2 separate regions of the Homo sapiens genome follow, and region 2 is linked to region 1. Evidence: chromatin loops called from intact Hi-C (ENCODE). Cell type or tissue: tibial artery. All regions are shown on one strand.

Region 1 (2,500 bases):
CGGGCCGGGCACAGTGGCTCACGCCAGTAATCCCAGCACTTTGGGAGGCTGAGGCAGGCGGATCACGAGGTCAGGAGATTGAGACCATCCTGGCTAACATGGTGAAATCCCGTCTCTACTAAAAATACAAAAAATTAGCTGGGCGTGGTGGCGGGCGCCTGTAGTCCCAGCTACTCCAGAGGCTGAGGCAGGAGAATGGCGTGAACCCGGGAGGTGGAGCTTGCAGTGAGCAGAGATCGCGCCACTGCACTCCAGCCTGGGCGAAAGAGCGAGATTCCGTCTCAAAAAAAAAAAAAAAAAAGAAAAGAAAAAAGAAAAAGAAAAAGAAAAAGAAAAAGAAATTAGCCATCATTCATATCATTGTTCCTGGTATATATGTTTTTATTTTTTTGGCTGCTTTTAAGATGTTCTCTTTCTGTTTATGTTTAATCAATTTGACTGTCATTTGTCTAGGAGTGGCTTTCTCTGTATTTATCTTACATGAGACTTGTTGAACTTCTTAGATCCATGTGTTCATGTTTCCATCCAATTTGTAAAGTTCCAGTCATTATTTCTTCAAGCATTTTTTTTTTTTTGCCTGATTCTCTCTCTCTCTTTCCCCTCTAGGACTGTAATTACATGTATGTTACAAATTCGGTATTAAAAGAAAGAAGAAAACTATATTGTAGTAAGGTTGGTTTCTTTCAGCTGGATCCAATCTGCTTTGCAAAATTCTTCCAAGCAAGAACAACATCTTGCTCACACTTACCTATAGGACACCTCAAGGTATACTCCTTGTGAAAGAAAATTGCTTTCTGGAGGTGTCCTCTATGCTGATGGAGGGTACAGCCTGGGAAACATGGAAAAAGCAAAGAAGTTGACAATGTCAAGGACATAACAATGCCTCAGACGTTTTCTCAGGTCAGTAGCAGCCACTTTCCACATTCAGCCTAAAAGAGAGGCTATATGAGGAAGGTGAATTTGAAATATAAAAGCAAAGAAGTTATATATATACATAAGACATTTTTTTTCAGTGGTTCACATGAAAATTCGAGAACAACATTGTTCTTCTGAAAGCGATTTCAGGATTCCATGCATCTTATTGGCATTTGGATACACAGTTAAGCAGTAGTGTGATGGTAAGAGGGTCCTTTAGGGGAAAATTTGTGGCACCTGCTGACTTTCATGATGCAAATAGTGCCACCATGGCCAATTACAAGCTCCACCATGACATTGCTGAGCATGGCTGGAAAGAGCCATGAAGAATCAGCTCTCTTGAGCCAGTGCAAGCTGGCTCCAGCACACACTGAGCTGCAGGATTGTGTTTAGGGCTAATAGCTATTGGCAAATTCAACACTTGTTGAAAATAGACATCATTGAGTTCTAGAATCAAATGCCTGTTGCTCTATTGCCTGCCTTTTGGTCATTGTTTCTCTAGCTTTTTGAAGGGGCTCAGTAAATCTCACGACTGTGGACCCCAGACCCTTTGACTTAATGAAGGTTGATGTCTTCATTAGATTTTGAAAAGGAATGCTTGAACATTTTATTACCTGGTTGCTGGTGCCTAGTACTCTCTGTTCCATTGCCCATCTCCCCCACCTCCTGTGACACATTCCTGAAAGTGCTCCAGGAAAAAAATGTTACAGACTTGGCAGATCAGCGTTTTCTGATTGTGCAATGTCCTTCCTGAGAAACTCCATTCTCCAAAGGCAGTCATTCTGAAACAAGAGCTAGAAATGGGGGTCCAGGCCACCCCCTGGGATGGCAGAATAAGAGGTCAGGTGGTAGTGGACTGGGACATACTGAATCTATAGGAAATGGCATCCATGTGTGTCTCACCAGTTTTATGGATGTAGAAAAACTGTCAAAGAGTTCATTGGAAGGAAGAAAGGGACAAAATACTTCACTTTCATTTAGATTATATTTTGCCCCTTACAAAGTAACTTCATAAACATTGTATCATTTGCTCGTCACAAGAGACTGATGAGACATACTAATATTGTGAATATAATAAATATAATAATGTAACATATGATTATTGTGTATTATATTATATAATTATACAATATATGTAATTATATGTTGATATATAATTATAATAAATATGTAATATATTATATAAAATAATATATTATATATTAGTATGTGATTATATATGTGACCACATGTATGTAAATATATGTAATATATTGTATATATAAGAACACAATAAATGTTAAGAATATAATAAATATGAATATTTATTTTCTGTCTATAGGTGAAGACACTGAGACTCAGGGAAAATAAATGATTTGGTTAGGGTCACACAGATGTTAATGACAGGGGAGGAACTTGAAGTCTGTCTGATTCTAGTCTAAAGCTCTTTCCATATCAGACTGATGCATGTGTGGGTGTATGTGATGATTCAAGACGGTTTCTATCAGCCCTGATTATTTAATCACACTAGGTGGATTACAAACTACCAGAACTTTTAAACAAGGTGGAAATTATGCTACTCTTAAGAAGCTTCAGTGGGATCCTG
Region 2 (2,500 bases), 64 kb before region 1:
ATAATGAAATGATATATCGAAAGGAGAAAATAACAAAACCTGATGATGGAGTAATTCACTAGTATATGCAAGGGATATTAGCTTGAACCAGGGAAACTTCTGCCTTATCTTGGGCATCCATTTATTTAAATAGACAAATATTTGTGGAATGCCTGCTATGAGCTAGGAGAGTGTCAGAAATTCACAGTGGTAAACATGAAGGAAAGGAGGAGAACATAGGCAACCACTGGGAAGTCACAGCACAGTGAGGTCTCTGTGTCCATGAGAACAGGAATTGTTCTCTGTTTTGCTCCCTGCTATAGCTCTAGTCATAGAGCATAGCAGCATATACTAACTGCTCAATAAGGCACCTGCTGCATGAAGAGTGGGATGATGGGCTGCGTTTAAGACCTAGAAGACTCCATGGGAAGGAAGCTACATTCACTGTCTGTACCTCTGGGTCATCCCACATGATCCAGCGTAGCCCAAGGTCAATGGGACGATCACTTCAGTGAGCAGATAGCTCTGTAAATTCCTCCATAGAGGCACTGTCTACCCCTTGTCTAACCTCATGCCTTGTGCAAAAGCTGGGCAGCCATGGCTTTGTCTGTGGGAAAATCAGGCAAATTTGGGGAGCGTCTCTTTGTGCCACTTCTCTCCATTTTCTCCTCTTGTGGTGTCCCTTTCCAATTCCTAGGATATATGTGCCCTCTGTTTTTTTTTTACTGTTAGGAAGGAAATTGCCCAAGTAAATTCATCTATACCACAGTTTTAGAGGGTAACGTCTTCATCAGAGGCCTTGGCGTATTTGAAGAGGCACCTTCTGACAGACACTAGCATAAAGTTCGCTAGTTTTAAGACTCAGGTGTCATAATAAGAGATACTTTGGGGTCAAGTCATCCCCAGCATCCTTCAAGTCACACCACATAGATCACATGGATTTTCTGTTGGCTTGTCTGGCTTCAAGGTTATGGCAGAATTGAGAAAGAGATGTGAAGTAGGCTCCTGGCCTAGCTGTGCCCAGAAAATATGTGCTCGCAGTTAGCTGCTTTGCTTCCCTAAGGACTCCTAACTTGTTTTCCTAAAACCTATTCTTAGAAATAGGCTAGAATCCAGTACATTTGCTTAGACTTCAATGTAGTACGCTGTTGAGGTAATCTCATTTTGCTAAGTGTTGACGTGGATTTTTTCAGCATGATTCCTTTTGATGTTCAGTTGGTTGGGACAAGATATTTCCACAGCACTTTGATGATCTGAAGAAAGAATAAATCTAAAGTGTTCTTGTACACTTAAACAAATACTCATGGGCTTCATTTTCTTTAAATCCAAGACTTCCCTTAGGGTATTGTTGTTTTGTTTGTGTTTTAGTGGAAATAGCACTGAACTGGTCTTTTAGCCTCACCAGATTCTGTAAACAGTTCAACTGTTTACTTAGTTGCAGGGACATGGACAAGTGGTTTAATGTCGCTGAACATCATTTATTTCATCTGTGAGATAACGCTAACAGTCCTATTCTGCTCATTACATAAGATCACTAGTGAGGAACACAAATTGTGTAAACAAGTTTTATAAGAATTGCCAAATAAATGTAAGGCATTATTGGTTGAATGATACTAAAATTTGGCACTTCCAAGAGAAATTTGAAGGGATTCTAGGGTATTATTGACTAGAATCTTCATGGGAGGGAAGTTTTCACCTGGGGAGGCTGTGTCTAATTAGAGGAAAAATCCATAAAGGTGACCCTGAACCTTTCTTTTGTGATGGGATTACCAGCTAGTATCACTAATATGAATGTTAAAAGCCATTAATCTGTTTGCAGTGTCCTGACTGACTTGTTTCATTTAACTTTACCCAGTGACCAGTGTATTTTCCCAGAAGTTAATATATCAACAAGTTCCTTTTTACTAAATTTAAACTGTTTAAAAGTTTGCTGATACCAGAACCATTTCAAAAGTTATAATTCCATGTTCTGTGATTTTCTTTTTGTGTGTCTAGAGCGTGTGGCACCCACGATCACAGGAAACCTGGAGAATCAGACGACAAGTATTGGGGAAAGCATCGAAGTCTCATGCACGGCATCTGGGAATCCCCCTCCACAGATCATGTGGTTTAAAGATAATGAGACCCTTGTAGAAGACTCAGGTAAATAGAATTTGGCTATCACTCTTGGGTTGCAGAACTTTCCCAGGGATGTTATCTAAAAAGCCATATTATTTCTTGATGTAATGTAGAAAAAAAGCAGTATTGGTGTCCATGACCTGGCTCATTTCACAGACTTAGAATTGGAGTATGGGGCCCTGTTGAATTTTCATGAAAGCCATATAGGAGATTAGTCAGCAGTAGATCCCATGTGACTCTACAGAGTTAGATAATAGAACAAGATGAAGGGCAGCATTTATATTTTCTAAATTTCCCTGAAAAACTTCACAGACTACATCATCATAAATGAGAATGATCGTTTTCTTCCTCTGTTAGGCATTGTATTGAAGGATGGGAACCGGAACCTCACTATCCGCAGAGT

Evidence for each region. Hi-C counts contacts between places; a loop is a spot of excess contacts. Peaks named below come from ENCODE experiments on the same cell type or tissue, not always from the same donor. Only the 100,000 strongest peaks of a DNase experiment are listed, where the experiment ranks them.
Region 2: it touches region 1 in a loop (31-fold over the local background); 2 of 110 quality-filtered maps call a loop at or near these places.

Annotation. Positions count from the first base shown.
Region 1 is chr4:55,037,489-55,039,988 of GRCh38, reverse strand. No RefSeq gene overlaps it. Among named protein-coding and RNA genes, the nearest start is that of KDR, 87 kb to the left of the region's middle. In tibial artery, no CTCF peak of the experiment used is centred here; a DNase peak (open chromatin) is centred at 1,553; H3K27ac peaks cover 1,690 bases.
Region 2 is chr4:55,101,983-55,104,482 of GRCh38, reverse strand. KDR (kinase insert domain receptor) reads left to right here. Exons shown (of 30, transcript NM_002253.4): 14 at 1,975-2,121; 15 at 2,455-2,500. Among named protein-coding and RNA genes, the nearest start is that of KDR, 22 kb to the left of the region's middle. In tibial artery, no CTCF peak of the experiment used is centred here; no DNase peak of the experiment used is centred here; H3K27ac peaks cover 1,883 bases.